Regions from separate parts of the Homo sapiens genome. Here region 1 is linked to region 2. The links are chromatin loops, found by intact Hi-C in ENCODE. Cell type or tissue: ascending aorta. All regions are shown on one strand. Each heading gives the region's core, and the rest is flanking DNA. Links, peaks and the distances in the headings are about the cores only.

Region 1 (8,324 bases), core at 144-8,143, 140 kb after region 2:
ATCTCAGGGTCCACCTGAGGCACTCAATAGAGTGTGTCCTGCCTCCTGCAGCAGGTGGGCATAGGGAAGCTGTCGGGGAGCGGGAGGCTGGCCCAGGAGCCCTTACTTGGCTCGGTGCCCATTTGGGTTTCCTTTCACTTGGTAAGAAGCCAATTGATGAGCTTGTGGGGCCATACCAGAGGTGGCTGTCGTGCCCTTGCTCTGTGGGGCCCTGCCTGGGGGAGGAAGGTCCCTGCCTGTGCTTCCCCAGCCCGCACAGCTCATCAGGGAACCCGGATCACCAGGGAGCCTCCCCCAGTGTCTCTGATACTTTAGACCTTGAAGGGGTTGCAGCATTCTCAGGCTGACACCTGATTTCTAATGCTCTTTAAAATTTAAAAGAAATCTTTTTAATATGAAAACTCCAACCCTATATAAAAGTGGAGAGAATGGTGTAATCCACCCCTTGAGGACCTTATGTTGGTGGCAAAGACGCAAACACCCAGAGAAGGAAAGGGCCTGGCCGTAGGCTGCACAGTATTCCATGCACACTCCCAATCCAGGGCTCACTGTGATTCCCACTTCAGGCCTCAGTCCTGGTCAGCACCAGGCCACTGGCCCAGAGCATTGATCCCATGGCAGACAGGCTGCTTGGGGAACTGCCCCCAGGTGAGCTCTTTGCTCTGTGAGTCCTCCAGGAGGAGGAAAGGGCAAGAGCCCCTCCATCCCACTGCAGCTGGCTATGCCCATGTCTGCAGAATGCATCTCAGAGAGGAAGAGAGTTATAACCACACAGCTTTCCATGCAGTTCTAACAGCTGAACTGAGAGGAGCTGGGGAAAGGATGTCTGGTTTGGATGTCCGGACCAGCTACCATCTGGGCCATAGTGACTAAGGAGAGTCTAGAACCAGGGTGGTGAAGGGTCTGCCTACAGGCCAGGCCTGCTAAGCTGGCTGTGGTCACCTGAGGCGCAATGGAGAAATGTTTCTGAGGTTCTGAGGTTTGTCCATCAGCAAAATCTGACTGTGGTCCAGGGTAGATCTAGGTTGCAGGGACTCGAGGTGTGTACGATGTGGGAGGCCTCTTTAAGCCAAGGGAGACGAGATTACAAATATAAGCTGAGATACAGGACTGTGGAAGAGTGTGTGCACGTGTGGTGTCCTGCAGCATGAGCTGTTGCTGTGACCTGAGATCCGGGGTCAGGCCCCAGGACTTCTGCCTGGTGTCTCCTGCCCAGGGGGCACCCTTCCCAGCCTGCCTCAAGCTCCTCCTCCCATTCGGAGCCCAGCTGGCCAGTGTTCAGTTAGCCACAGAGACTCTAAGCACGTGTGTGCGTCTGGGAGGTAAGGGCGTGTTTTGGGGATGAGGGAGAAGAGGATGAGGCCTCATGCCACTGGGGAGTGCTCACTTCCCTGGGGAGACATTGAAACCAGAGAGTAAGGAAAAGTACTGTGGATGATCAAATGCTCTTTTGGGAGGCTCAGGCCGTGGGAGTTTAGGAAGAGAAGAGCTGCTGCAGACCCTCGCCCTTGGTGTAGTCGGAGGACTAGCAGCAGTAGCACCAGGGAACTCACTAGAAACTCAGAGTCCCCGGCCGGCCCCGGCCTGCTGAGGGGGAATCTGCATGTAGGCACATGATGGTTGGAGAAACCCTGTTGGATGTGACAGAGCTCTGTCGCTGGAGTCAGGATTATGGACTCTTCCTGTGACCTTGGCAAATCCCTCCTGCTCACATGAGGAAGGGGCTGCACTAGGTTAGCTCTGGCCTTCTGTGGCTGGGACTGTGCTTAGGGGAGCACTGTCATCTTCCCTGGCTGCTGTATATTAAGCCAAGCCTCCTTCTGAAAAGCCAAGGGGAGGGGAAAGGCAGGTCCAAAGTGGCATCACCACCACCCATGACATGCCTAAGCCCAGCCCCTGCCAGCTGCACCCTGCACTGCTAGGCTACTGGGCAGCAGATCTAGGCCTCCAGGGGCCTGGGGAAGGAGGCCCTGCTGCCTGGCTGGGAGAGGAAGGAAAGATTTCCAGTCACTTCCAGCCTGTGGTCCTTCCTCATCGCTGTGGGCAGAAGCAGAGTGGTACTGTGGGGGGCCTGGTCAGAGCTCCTCCCTGTCTCCTGTCCCCCCAGCAGCGGGCCACTCTCCTTTGAGTTCTTCTGGAAGTTGTCCTCTTTAAAATATGGACCCTGCTTCCCCTCTCCCAGGGCTGGTGTGGGGATGTCAGATCCTAGGTAAGGGGTCTAGGGATGAAGGGGGTGGCCTGGGCCTGAGGCTGCAGACTGGCTTTGCTCACAGGTCTTTGCTACAAGCTGAGCACATCCTGCCTCCTTCCACCCAAGTCACTCATTCATTTGGCCAGTACCAGATGATGAGGGCCGGGCCCTGGTGACCCTCACCTGGCTTTCAGGCCATGGGACAGAGGCTGCCTGCCCCAAGCCAGGGCCTAGTGGAGAGGGGCCCAAGGACAGGGCAGCTTCCTCCAGTTGGCCTAATCCCCTACCCTCTTGGAAATTCCCTTGGGAGGGGTATGAGGGGGCAGCCTGTCTGATTCCTCTCAGCTTCCCCCTCAGAGCCAGCCGGGAGCAGGGCCAGCGTGGGGAGGCAGGAGGCGTTTGGCGGGGAAGGAGGGCCGGCTCTGTTTCCAGAGTTGGCTTTCCCCAGCCGGCGCTGGGGAACATACTGTCCCAATTAGGAGCCCTGTATTGTGTTGTATGTGTTTTCATGGTTTTTGGGGGGAGAAGTGGGGAGGGGAGGATACTGTCAATCCTGCAGCAGGCAGGGCTCAATCAAGGGTGCCCTGTCTCTAGTGCTGGGCTGTGCCGTGGGTCATCCACGACAGCCCATCCCCAACTCTCTCTCTGCTTTCTGGACAGGGGTGTGATGACCCGTAAGCCCTGGGCTGCCATGTGGGGGAGGACCCTGGGCCCCACCTTCAGCACCTGTCTGATGGAAGAGGCCAGGTCCAGGGTGCTCAGAGTCCTCTGGGCAGTCAGCTGGAACCTGGAAATGGGCCTGGCTTGATGGGGGAGAAGACAGAGCAATTTGGGCAGCTTTGGCCCCCAGGTGGGAGGGTGCGGGTGGAGTTTCGGAGGGTATGGGTTTGCCTGATGGGCTGGAGCACTAGGCAGGGCGGAGTGTTGAGCCCCACATGGTATGGATGGCAAGTGGTGAGGGCGAGGCGTGGGCAGGTGGTTGAAGAGCCACGAGCGTCCTCTCCCAGCCTCTTGCCTGTTGGCAGCTTAGCCCCATCCTCTGAGCCCCAGGTCTGGGACAGCTGCTCTGGCTGTGCCTGCCCCAGTGGGATCACCATGGGTCCCTGTCTCCTCCCTCCCTCCAGAACTATGCTGCCATGAAGCTGGTGAAGCCCTTCAGCTGAGGACTCTCCTGCCCTGTAGAAGGGGCCGTGGGGTCCCCTCCAGCATGGGACTGGCCTGCCTCCTCCGCCCAGCTCGGCGAGCTCCTCCAGACCTCCTAGGCCTGATTGTCCTGCCAGGGTGGGCAGACAGACAGATGGACCGGCCCACACTCCCAGAGTTGCTAACATGGAGCTCTGAGATCACCCCACTTCCATCATTTCCTTCTCCCCCAACCCAACGCTTTTTTGGATCAGCTCAGACATATTTCAGTATAAAACAGTTGGAACCACACAGCAGTGTCAGTGTGTGTATCTCTACAGTACCTGAACAGGGAGTGACTGTGAAGGGGGATATGCCTGGGTGGGCGGGGAGGGTGGACGGGGTATGGGTGCTGCTTCCAGCCCAGCCTTCTGGAGGGAGAGGCAGCTGAGAAGCAGTGGGTGGGGCCCGTGGAACTGCTTCTTCTTTCACAAGACTGGTTGGGGGTGGGGTGGGCTTGGGGCTTGGTGTCTGGTTTGCCTTAGCCCCGGCCTCCTCTGCCTCCTCTCCAATCCAGGACTTTCCCCTTTCCCCCTGCCTTCTCCTTACTCGGGCACCCCCCCCGTCTCCCAGGCTGCCCTTTGCCTAGGAGGGCAGCTACCTGTATCTTCTGGTTTCTTTGACCATGCTAGGGAAGAGGTTCCATTTTATAGAAAGGGAACTCCAGTGGGGAGGGTTCGGCCAGAAATCCCCTAGGCAGGGAGGCCACTGTACCTCTGGCTTTGGCCTATTCCCATAGAATCCTGGGATTTCTTGCGATTCTCTCTCTCTGCTTCCTCTCTCTGCTTTAAGAATCCGATCTGGACAAAGACACCTTTTTCTTGTGGTCTAAAGCTTAGTTGTAGCCATTGGTTTGACATTTCCTGCAGGAATCAGGCTTAATCTACAGAAGCAGCAGGAACATACTTGGAGAGAAAGCCAAGCGCTTGAAAACATCACGTTTCCAAGAGTCTCCTGCATCTCTCGCCTGAGGGGCTGAACTCTGTGAGCACAGAGCTGGCAGCCTCCACTCCCGTTACCCAGCGGGTGTCCCCGGTTTTCCACGGTGACCCTGCATCCTGGCCCAGTCCTCCTTGGCTCTTCACTGATTGGCAGGACTGGGGGTGGTTGGGACAGGGTTGATGTCTGGAACCTGCCTGGGTGAGGGAGCTACACCTTGAAAGCAGGGTGCTTCTTACTTCAGGAGAGCTTCAGGCTAGAGGTGGCTATGAGTCCTGAGACCCTGACACCTGAACCCTAGAGCCAGGGGCCACGCCGCACGTAGGACACAGCAGGGACTGGGGTCAGAGCTTTTCTGGGAAGGTCAGTCTGGTGCTGAGCCTTCACTGAGCACACTAAGCATGCCTGTGGGGAGGCAGTGAGAGGAGGCTGGCCTTTAGGGAGGGCTAGAGGGAGAGGAAGGAAGGGGTGGGGCCACCACTTCAGGAGGCCCCGAGCGAGATTTTTAGGAGAGGGAAAACCTGAGAATATTTGAAGGGAGGAAGGAGGAAGCCACTTGTTAGGGAAAGATCAAAGACACAAGAAAGAGTATGAGGTAATTCATGGAATCAGTTTCTGGAGAAGGAGAGGAGGGGGTTTGCTTTGGAAAGAAGGTCTGTTTTGTCTTCCAGGGCGGAAAGGCAAGAGGAAATGAATGAATACCATGCAACTATCAGCTGGATTAAAAGAGCTTTAGGGGTCATTGTGCTCATTTTTTCATTTCTTCCTTCACTTTATTCTTGATTCTCTGGGTTGCAGGTAATGGAAAACCCCACTCAAGCTACGAAAGGGAATTCAATGGCTTTACAGAAATGAAACACCCAGATGATTGGTTTCAGGTAAAGGCTGATCCAGCTCCTCAATGTGAGATCATTGAGAGTTTGTGTTCTCAAGGTTGGCTTCAGTTTAAAGCTGGCTCCATTCATCGTGCTGGGCTTGAAGCTGCTCTCTGAGACCACATAGACCACTAAGAAAAACTCAGAGGGGGATGAGGAATGGATGGCAAGGGGACACCATCCCCAGCAAACGCGCCTTGAGATGCTCTATGTGGCAGGCCTAGAGCAAGGTCTGAGGATGAGTTGCATGTGACTCTTTGCCTTCCATAGCTCCCAGCACGGTGGGGAAATTGTTCCCTTTTGGGAGTATCAAAGAAGGAGTGCCCACTGCCCTGGGGAAGGAAGGGGCAGGAGACTCTCTCAAGAAGGGATACCATTTGAGTGGAGCATCGGACTGGCCCGGCGGCTAAGAGAGGAAAGGTGTTCTCAGTGGCAGAAGTGGAGGCTGAGTGGTGGAGCTGTCGAAGAACTCAGCTGGTTCAGGGCATGGCTGGGGAGAGTGAGCCTGGAGGGAAGTGGCCCAACAGAGAAGGAAGAGAGGCCAGGTGGCAAGGCCAGGTGGGGAGGGCCTTGCGTGTGCGGCTGAGGAGTTTGAACTTCATTATGGAGACTTGAGGAAGACCAGAAGGACTCGAAGCTGAACAGACCTTGATCAGAATCATGTTTTTCTGAAAAACCATTCTAGCTTTGTTCTTGGGAGACAGGAGTCCCCTGGGGGTACATGGGTGAGCTTCAGGTATATAAACATTTTGTCAAACTGCCTTTGATGGGGTGAGGGCCCAGTGATCCCACTCGATTCTTAAAATGGTCCATGGTCACAAATGGCAAAGGACAATTTCTCAGGCTGCTGTGCGGCTGGTTGCAGAGGGCCATTCTAGAAGAGTGGTTCGCTAATCCAGGAGCCAAATGGGAAAGGTCTGAAAGGCAGGGCTCAGGGTGATTCATCCATTCATCCATCCATTCATTCGCGCATTAAAGAAATATATATATCATATATGCATTGGGGGGGCTATCTGTGTACCAGGCAGGGTGGTAGGCTCTAGAGATACAATCTTGAGTAAGATAAACATGGTTCCCACCCTCCTAGAGCTCACAGTTGAGTAGAAGAGGCAGATAAGTAGATGGGCAATTACAATACACTGGTGGATGATGAGCAGGAGCTGTGGAGTCAAGAGCAGGGATGGAAAAGACAATAGAGGGAGCAGTAGTTCAAAACCAGAAGCTGGTTCAAAGATCTCTAGGAGTTGCTACATGGGCATGGGGCCATGGTTTCCAGCCAGGGGCACTTTTGTCCTCCAGGGCACGTTTGGCAATGTCTGGAGATATTTTTGACTTCACAACTAGTGGGGGCAGGGGGTGGTGGTTATGAGAGGGACTGAGGCACCGTTAGAAAGGTTTTCTCCCCAGTAAAAAGGGGCACAAAAGGAGACACATCCTCATCTTCTGCCTCTTAATATTATGGAACAATGTAATGACTGGGGCTGTGGCTGCCATCTTGTGATCCTGAGGCGATCAGCCTGAGGAAGAAAGCCAGCACACAGAGGACGGCAGAGGAAGTGGGGAGGACCTGGTTCTTGGTGAAGCTATTGAGGAAGAACCAACCCTGAAGTCACCCTACCACCAGAGGAGACAGCTTGTGACTCAGGGCCATACATTCCTTGTAGCGTAAGCCATCTTTGGTTGGGTCCTGTGTTACCCACAGCTCCAAGCCTCCTTGCCGGCGAATTTCATTCTGCTCCTCTGAAACCGGTTTTCACTGCCATCTGCAATAACCACGGCTGCCGTGCACAGGCACCACATCTAAGACATCATACGTTTATTATTTATTATAGCAATTTTCCCACAGATGGCAGTAAAGTGTTTTGTTCTAATAAAATCAGTGTGTTACAGTAGTTTTCTGATAGAAGTAAATTACCTTGAGGAAGGGGCACCTTTTTCTAATTCACACAAGGGCACAATCTAGCCTTGGTGGTTAAATCTGTGGGCGCTCACCCTTCACGACTCAGCTGTGGCTGACAGCACGGACGTTCTCTGCTTCTTGATCAACCTTCTGTCTGTACCCAGCTTCTGTGATACCACAGTCGCCTGGTGGTCCTCCTCTCCCTGTGGCTTGGCGTCCCTCTCTGTTCGTCTGTGATGTTCCCCAGGTCTCTTTCCCTGGCGCTGTTCTCGTATTGTATGGCTCCTAGGCACCCTCACCTGCCCCACTTTCTCTGCCTTCTACAGGTGAATGAACCCGGAATCCCTCACTGTAGCCCAGTTTCTCCCCTCCGCTGCAGGCGCCTTAGTGTACTGCTTACGCACTGGCACTATGAACTCAAACCCTCCCACTCAAAGTCTCCATCCTCCACCCCATTATAAAACTCCTGCTCTATTTTTCCCTCCACCCATCTAGTCCCTGGAGCTGCACTTGTGGGAGGCATCCTTGAGGCCTATCGCCTCTTACTCCTCATATCCAACACATCACCAAATCCCACAAATTCTGCTTCTTGAATCTGAGTCAAGCTACTTCTTTTCCCATTACCACCATCTCCACTTATGATCAGGCCCCTAGCAGGCCAACGTCATTGAAACCCAAATGCTACTGCCTTTGGCCATTCCTCTCTCTCAGATCTTCCCTGCGTGGTTCTCCACTGCCCTCAGGAGGGAGGCCAGCCCTGCTCGCTCTCCCTGCTCACCTCTTGCCTTTCCTTCTGCCGTGCCCATCTCTTGGGTCTCAGCTTGGCCCTTTCCTCCGGGTGTTCCCCCTGTCCTGCCCTGGTGCCTGTCTGCCACACTCAGTCAACGCGGTCCCTCTTCGGTTACAGGGCTTGTTAACACTCCATTGAAACCGGCAGACTTGACTGTCCCACCCCCACCCCTGGAGTCTGCGCCTCCAGGGCTGAAATCACATCTCAATTCTTAATGAGATGTCTGCTTCCTTCACTGAAGGGACTTTACTAAGTGTTTCATTGCAAGTTTTCTTTAAATAGCCAGGCTCTCAGAGCCATTTCAAATAGGGTTTTATGTTCCTAAATTCAGTTAGTTCTCAACATTTGAGACCAATTCTTGCAGCAAGGTGGAGAATAACTCTCATCTGTGAAAGAAAAGCGGTTCAATAAAGCTTGATAAGCCTTTTGTATCCGGAATACTCAGTT
Region 2 (8,324 bases), core at 4-8,003:
CTCGCTGGGGGAACAATCTGTTCCGGGATGTGGCCCCTTCACTAATTGCTGTTCAGATAGTTTCTAAGGAGGGCTGTCTCCTGCACAGGTAGAGAGATTTGGGGGTGGTAATGCAGACAGAGGGTCACCTCACAGGTCAGTACTCTTGGTATGGAAGGAACCTCGTCTTCAGTTTTCTGACTGGCACTGTCTCTCATCTCTCAATCCAGGGGCAGACAGTGGTGGGGGCACACTGTGGCATTTCTGACTGTTTTCCGACAGTTGTGTTTCATGACGCTGCAGCCGTGCCTACCACCAGCCCCCTGATGGAGAGTTAACATCCCCCGACCTGTCTTCATTTCTATGCTGTGTGAGCCCTCACCTTTCTCTGTGTCCGCATGAGTGTGTTGGTGGGAAGGTAAGAAAGATGTTTATGTGGTCACTAGATGGCGCTCAGGTCACGGGCAACCCAGCATGCTGCGGAAGGCATTCAAAGTCGGGACCACCTTCCATCACAGATGGTTCTGGAAAGAAATGAGAATCTTCTTGCAACCAGCTAACCGGTTTTGAACATGCAGTTAAATAGCTTGATTTAAGTGGCAGTAAAAGAGTTAAACTTGTGCATCCAACTGGAGCTGTCCTTGATGACTCTCGGACTCTGCCGACCCGTTCCTGCAGAGGTGGGTCCCTTTCTGGGGCCAGGGCCTCTCTCCGGCCTTGAGGTCGGGCCCTTGCCTTGCTCGGGCCAAGCCTCCCCGACTTGCCTGCAGCCCCCTCAGAACGCGTCGCTCCAACTTTCCTTTCAGCCCTTTTTTATGTTGTTTCTCCACGTTGTGGGCTTGTAGCCCATTGGGGTGATAGACAACACTTCTATTTCCTCACTGCTCTCAAAGACCAAATGAAACTGAACTGTAAAAACAAGTTCTTTCTCTGTATTTCCCCGCCTCAGGGTTCACCAGATGATTTGGTTCAACTAGCAGTTTTTGTTTTTCTGTTTTTGTTTTTGTTTCCAGTGAGGGCAAGACCTGACACTAACCTTTTAAACACCTCTGCCCACAAATTTGCCTGGGCGCACTAGAGTGTTCCTTGGACCCTGTGCTCTGAAGTATTAAGTAAGAATTTTGTTTTTTAAAAAAGAGTGCTTTCCTTAGAAGCTGCAGGTCTTTTGAGAGGTAACAGGCACGTGAGCTCTGTGAAACATACACAGATTCTTTGATAACTTTATACATAGGAAACTCATGCTCCATAAATAGCACTTGTATCCTAGTGTTTTCCATAGTTAAGAAATCCAAAGTTAGTCTCCTTTTGTCTCTGGAATGTAGATGATGCTGATTTCCCAGCAGTTTTCAGTTTCTCCTCTTGCCTGGCGCAAGCGAGAGTCAGGCAGCCAGCCGCCATGGGCTTGGGGATGTGCCGAGAGGCAGAGGGAGCTGGCGGGGCAGACCGCAGGTGATGGCCTCAGCTTCTTCATGCATGTTCCGGGGACTGTGTGCAGGGCTGGGACTTGTGGCTCACTGGGCTGGGAGGTCCTGCTGTCTATCTCCTTCAGCTTCCCCCAGGTGAGGCAGCTGGGCTTCGTTGCTCGGGCCACAGAACTGGGAGCATTCATCTGTGTTTTGGGCTTCCACAGCCCCAGCTTCCTGGGCTGAGGGAAAACACAATAAAACACTTGTGTTTTGGCAGAACGGTGATGTGGACTAAATAGAGGCTTTGTCTTGGGTGGCTTCACTGGTCACTGTGCTCTTGAACTGTCTGCAGACACAGGGGCGAGAGCCCGGGATGGACCTTCACACCCAGAGACTGCGATCCGCCCCCAAGTCAGGAGTCATTGACCTAAGACACCAACAGGGCTGTGTCTTATTACACATTCCCAGTGCCTCCTCCTGCACCTGGTTAGGCTTGCTGAATGAACAAATGAATGAAAGAATGGGTGAATTAGGTTGGGTGCTGTGGCTCACACCTGTAATCCCAGCACTTTGGGAGGCTGAGGTGGGTGGATCACCTGAGTTCAGGAGTTCGAGACCAGCCTGGCTAACATGGTGAAACCCCATCTCCACTAAAAATACAAGAAATAGGTGGTGGTGGGCACCTGGAATCATAGCTACTTGGGAGGCTGAGGCAGAATTGCTGGAACCTGGGAGGCGGAGGTTGCAGTGAGCCGAGATTGGGCCACTGTGCTCCAGTGTGGGCAACAAGAGCAAGACACTGTCTCAATAAATAAATAAATAAAAAGAAAGAAAGAATGGGTGAATTAATGAAAAGGTGTGGTTGCGAGGCAGGCTGCTTCGCAGCCACCCACTTGATCCTCTGAGCCACCAGAGCCATGTGTTGGTCAGATGGCCGATGGGATTAGGGGGACATCTGCATCTGGGCTGGACACCAGTCTGCAGCCAGAATTCAAAATCAGTCTGGGTGGGAAGCCGACTTTGCCTCTGTAAGAAGCACATGGGGGTTGGAACTGTGACCTTGGCCTCATTAGCCCGAGATAACGGGCCAGGCCTGTTAGTAATCATTTAGAAGGAGCTTAAAATGTGATCTGTTTGCTTCCGGTGGTCCCTGGCCACTGCTCTCCTCGGGCCTGCAGCTGTGTCTGTGTTGGCCCTCTCGCTGTTGCAGAAAACTCCCCATGAGCAGAGCCCTGGCTCGCCCACAGAAGGAAACCTCTTGCTTTGGAGATGAAGGTGACCATGAACTATGATTTTTGCAGCCCTGGTGTCTGCTGGCTGGCATTCATAGCTGAGGCCTCGCTGAGGAGGGCTGAGGGGCTGGGCCGGGCCCTCCTTGCTGTCTTTGCCCTGTCCTCACTCTGGATGGCCACGCTCCCTTCTCTCTTCTCCACTCTTTCTGTGTCTTTGTGCATTCTTCCTTCACAAAGTTTTCCTCAACCCTTGACTTCTGACTGCAGTCACAGAGCTAGGGGCAAAACGAGTGTTTTCTGGAGGACAGCAACAGGTAAAGGTGAACAAGGAAGGGAAGTAATCAGCAAGTTCACCAACCACATCCCGGGTGTGCACGTGACCTCAGACTGCGTTACACTTTACTGTTGGAGAAGGAGAATGGGAAGATCAGATTTGGGAAGAGGCAGAAATCAGAGAGGACAGTGGAGGAAGACTGAGGGGTGTCCGTTTCCTTGGCGCATCGCATACCTGCCTAGCAGTGAGGGACAGATTCAGAGTCCATACATGTGCCAGAGCATTTCCTTCCGTGCTTTTCTTATTTCTAGACATTCCTTACCAACATTCAGGGGCACACCCAAGTGTGTAGCGTGTTCAGCTTGTGGACAGTGTCTGGCTCTGTGATTCCCTGGAAGCGGCCTGTGTCAGAAGCCAGATGCCAGTGCCTGCTGTTGTGAAAACGCAACGTGGAGCCTTCAGGGGGGTGATCCTGGACACGGCCACTAGGTGGAGATGTTGTGCCTTGAAATGTCCCTGCTCGGCGCGCCTGGTCCCAAGCACGACCTGCCTGCGGGCTTGGAGTGTGGGGTGTGCCTTGCTGCCTAGCTCTGGCCCTTTTGTGTCTCCCCACCCTCCCGTTGTGTCTGTACTTTGTTCCCCTCACTTATCTGGCTATCATATGGAAAAGCACATTTTCTTTTCTGAATTATTCCTTGAGTGTATTGAATCAAGTTTCGGGTCTGGTTTTCAACTGGCAAACGGAACACACAGAGTGATGGGCAGGCCAGGTGGGACCCCCAGGGCTCATGGGGTGTTGGGGGCTGCGTCTGGAGGGGCCGTGATGATTTAGTTTATGATAAATTCACAGCTGGGCAGAGGGTGGGGCCTCGGGCCACATCTGTTTCACACCCGGGAGCTGTCTTTCCATCTGTCTGCCTGCCAGCTCTCCATCCACAGCCTGTTCATGTAACCCGTCCTTCTCCCAGCCATGCCCACCCTAACCCCTTTTCCATTTCTTTACGCTTCAGAGGAGCCTGCAGGTGCTGTCAAGCCTTCGAAAGCCTCAGACTGTACGTTGCTGTCACCTTGGGGACAACCAGGGGAGTGGGGCCTTGGGTTTTGGCTAGAGGGGCGAGGGTGCTGGAGGCATGGGGTTTTTGATTTGCCTGAGGTGGGATTGAGATTCCCCCACAAAGGTAAGTCCCTGGACTTACCTTTGCTGTCACCTCTCGGCCTCTGTGGAGCATGTAAATCATCTGGAATGCTTTAAGGGGCAATTTCCTCCCACTTCCCCCAACCCTTCCTAAATGGGATAGGCTTGGGCTGATGCTCGAGTTAGACCACTCTGTCTGGTAGTGAGGGGTAGGGGCAGGCATGGGGGTCTGGAGTGGGGCAGGGGGAGTGTGAGGTGTTTCAGGGGCCAGGAGGAGGCCAAGAGGAGTTAAAAACTCTTGGAGTTGAAATCCCCAAGGTAAATCATAATTGAGATGATTAACGCAAATAATTAGTAATGCTCCTGTTAGCCCACCTACCTGGGCCTCCCACCTCTCCTGAAGGCCAGTGCCCTGTCTGTGCTGGGGTCTAGGAGACAGAAGGTGTTGAAGGAGGTGGGGAGGCCCCTGGCTGAGAGGGGAGGTGAGGCTCCAGCCTTCTGGTCCCTCCCTGTCCTGGCCCCTTCCTCATCCCTAGGGTCTGGGCAGGGGCTCGACTCACAGTGCATGACCTTAGGTCTAGCTCAAACGCTTCTTTGCTGAGGCCATTTGTTTTGTGCCTACTTTGGCCCATCCTTGTGTGGACTGATTGGGTCGTTCCAGAGGGTTCCTGTCTCTGGCCCTGCTTTCTACCTTTGGCATTTTGGAAACAACCTCTTCCCCATTCCTCTGAAAGGGACACTGTGGCATTTTAGGGTTTTCAGAGCATGGCCAGTAAAGTCCCATCTGGGAAACTCAGCTGTGAGCTGGAAAATGATGTTAGTAAAAGAGAGCCTCCAGAAAAGGATGAAAGAATGTGGAGAGATTTCCCCTCTTCAGGAGTGTAATTCTCGAACTCTCCTCTGACCTGCTCTGTTAAAAAATTGTTCTTTGTACAATGTGTGTGTGGGGAGGAGATTCTGGGATAAGGCAAGGCCGTTAGGGCAGAGGGTATGTGCCTGGGGGCTACCCTAGGGAGGAGGAACGGCTAGCTGGGCTCCATCCCTGGCCTCCTGGGAGATGGTTTCTCTGGTTACCGGGCTCTGGGACCTCTTAGCCCCTCCCCATTGGCTGCAGGGCCTACAGTGCCTATAGAAGCGTAGGATGGAGAGCACATGCAGGACATGCTGGGGGTGGGGCTGGGGAGGGGCACGAGCAGTGGAGGGCCTCAAACCCCAACTTTGTGTGCTGGCTGAGTGCATGGGCTTTGAGGTGACACCATTCTGGACCCTGCCACCTTGTAGTCTTGTGTTTCTTTGCATCTCCAAGCCTCGGTTTCCTCATCTGTAAAATGAGACTAATAAAAATATGATTGCATCTCAGCATGATGGTGAGGAGTAAAGAGACTTAGGGGAGGGCGTGAGAGCTATCGCTCGTGGCGTTCTTCTTTATACACTGACAGGAGCTGCATCTGGTGCATGTGGGGGGGAACTGAGGGCCAGGGGTGGGCTCAGGTTGGAAGGTGGCTGGGTGGAGCATTGGGAAGCCCCACTGGGCCGACCCCTCTGATTGCCACTTGTGTCTCCCAGTGGATGACTACCTGGGCTTCCTCCCCACTTTTGGGCCCTGCTACATCAACCTCTATGGCAGTCCCAGAGAGTTCACAGGCTTCCCAGACCCCTACACAGAGCTCAACACAGGCAAGGTAAGCCGGCTGGAGCCCTGGCAAGGGCAGGATGCCAGATGCCCAGGTCCCTCAGGAGCCCAGGCCTGCATGCAGGGTCTTCCAGCCCCTCCTGGGGGCCCACGACCTGGCAGCCAACCCCTCAGGGAGTTCTCCTTCTGCCCCTTGACACTGCCTCTGCCTGAGTGCCAGTCTGATCCTTCCATGTTCCTCGCCTTGAAGCACCCAGGCCCCGTCTCTCTGTCTTTGTCTTTTAGGCTGAGTTGGCATCTGGCACTGTCCATCTGGGTGGCTTGTCATATCCCCCGAACTCTCTGGGCCATGCTTTCCTCACCTGCAGGGGGGATGAGGTTGGCTGAGGGACCTCCTGGGTGCCTGAGAGATGAGCTACCTCAGGGCCAGAGGGTGCCCCTTTCCTTCCCCTCCTCCCCTCTGTCTCCCCTGCTCCTTGTGACCTGACCTCCCTGGCAGGGGGAAGGTGTGGCTTATCGTGGCCGGCTTCTGCTCTCCCTGGAGACCAAGCTGGTGGAGCACAGTGAACAGAAGGTGGAGGACCTTCCTGCGGATGACATCCTCCGGGTGGAGGTGAGGGGTGTGGCTCTGGGTGGGAGCTGGGCGTCGGGGCAGGGAAGGGATGGCCAGGCTGGGACTGGCCTTGAGGTGTCATGGCCGAGGGAGGAGGAAGCTCTGCCCACACGCATCGTGCCTTTACCTCCCCGGGCCTCAAGTCTCAGCTGTAAAGTGGGAATAAATCAACACTTGCCCTGCTTCCCTGGAGGGATGATCAGAGGCTCAGAGAAGATAAATGAAAATATTCAAAAAGTCTAGAGCTTGATGCAAAATGAGATGCGATTTTATATTAATAACATAAGGATAGCTAACTGTTAAGTCAAATAAGCACTGAACATGTATCAGGCACTGTGCTGCTGACACCTCTGCCATTACTGACTCCTCCCAGCACCATGAGGTGGCTGCTGTTATTATTATTATCCCCATTTCACAGATGAGGAAACAGGCTCAGATATATCAGAGGAACAAATGGTAGAGCTGGGCCTTGTGTCCAGGAGGTAGCTGTGTGGAGTCTGTGTGGTGCTTTAAGCTCTTAGACACAGTGGTCAGATCGCTCTGGTTTGAATCCTGGCTCTAGCACTTACCGGCTGCATCAGTTTCCCTATCTGGAAAGTGGGGGTAATGATTATACTTATCTCATAAGACAGTTGTGGGAATTAAGGAAATTAATACACATATGCAGTAAGCACTTACTAAGTGCTAGCTGTTGCTACTATTTACATTCACCTAACACCCAATTGTCTGACCCCTCTTCTCTCAGTCGTAGGATTGAGTTCCTGCCCTGTCCCCATCCCGTGCTCAGAGCCTGGAGGGGACAATGAGACCCTTTCATCCCAGGCACATGACAGTGGCAGCCCGTGTATCCTGAAGAGCTGGCTGCTGAGGGAGAGACCCTGAGTGGCATGGGGCAGGAGCTCTGGTCAGGCGCCTGGTGGCTTAAAAGCCTTAAGCCCCTCTGAATGGCAGATAAGGCCCGGGTTGCCCCTGCGGGCCCAGTGGGAGCCCCCACTCAGCTGATGTGGTGGTACCATGGCTGCTGGTTTGGATTAGGGGCAGCTTGACCTTGGAGGAGTAGCTCTTATTAGGGAAACGTGGCCAGACACATGCAGACCTGGAATGAGCTTGTTCAGTTAGCAATGAAATCTGGATGCTGTTTCTTTCTTGGGCTACTTGCCACCCGTCAGTCCAGCCAGGAGCTATTGGGTGCCGGTTATGGCCGGGGCCTGCCAGACGTATGTCCCCTCCCCAGCCTGGGTGCCTTTCTTTGCTCCTCCCGTGACCCTCTGGTCTACTCTCTGCTCTCAGAAGTACCTTAGGAGGCGCAAGTACTCCCTGTTTGCGGCCTTCTACTCAGCCACCATGCTGCAGGATGTGGATGATGCCATCCAGTTTGAGGTCAGCATCGGGAACTACGGGAACAAGTTCGACATGACCTGCCTGCCGCTGGCCTCCACCACTCAGTACAGCCGTGCAGTCTTTGACGGTGAGGCAGTGCTCCTGGCTGGGACCCCGATCACAGGATCATAGAGCAGGGGGCCACACCTTAAATCCCGCCTCCCATGGAAAGCTGCCAGAGTCTACTCAAAGGCCCTGGTCCTGGCCCTGGCAAACCTGTTCCAGCTGTCCCCTTGCTCTCCTCCAGGCAAGGGGCCCTGCTACTAGTGCCCACAGATGCAGCTCCTGGGACCAGCTGTGGTCAGCATTGACCCTGACCCATCCTGATCATTTCAAGGAGTCAGCCAGCCTTGGTTTGGACATTTTAGGGAGTGTGGCCTTGGGTTTCCCAGGGCAGCTCTAACATCTCCTCAGTTTTGACATGCCCAGGAGCCCTAATGAGAGCTGCAGCTGTCTGCTCAACTCACGAAGGGAGCTCAGGCACCTCTTCAGACACTAGGGAACACGGGTACGGGCCACTCCACGTGTCCAAGGGGGTTCTTAGATGGGAAGGGTGAGCAGGTGCCTGTCTCTGTCCCACGTGTGGTCCCTTTCCCAGCTCTGCCAGTCCTAGCCCTGGAGTGCCCAGGAGGCTGGCACTCTTAGCACCCCATCCCACCCGCCCTCCACTCC

The links. A loop is a pair of places that touch in the nucleus more often than their neighbours do. Peaks named below come from ENCODE experiments on the same cell type or tissue, not always from the same donor. Only the 100,000 strongest peaks of a DNase experiment are listed, where the experiment ranks them.
Region 1: a loop joins it to region 2, with 3.0 times the contacts of the local background. A loop is called at or near these places in 3 of 110 quality-filtered maps.

The regions. Positions count from the first base shown.
Region 1 is chr2:71,683,139-71,691,462 of GRCh38, forward strand. DYSF (dysferlin) reads left to right here. Exons shown (of 56, transcript NM_001130987.2): 56 at 3,316-3,625. The coding sequence ends at 3,354. Among named protein-coding and RNA genes, the nearest start is that of DYSF, 220 kb to the left of the region's middle. In ascending aorta, for the core only: no CTCF peak of the experiment used is centred there; no DNase peak of the experiment used is centred there; H3K27ac peaks cover 2,123 bases.
Region 2 is chr2:71,545,449-71,553,772 of GRCh38, forward strand. It overlaps DYSF (dysferlin), which reads left to right. Exons shown (of 56, transcript NM_001130987.2): 18 at 5,593-5,708; 19 at 6,159-6,272; 20 at 7,563-7,740. Among named protein-coding and RNA genes, the nearest start is that of DYSF, 83 kb to the left of the region's middle. RefSeq lists enhancers at 299-378, 7,299-7,800, 7,801-8,300. In ascending aorta, for the core only: CTCF peaks have their summits at 435 (motif pointing right) and 3,360 (motif pointing right); DNase peaks (open chromatin) are centred at 423 and 3,413.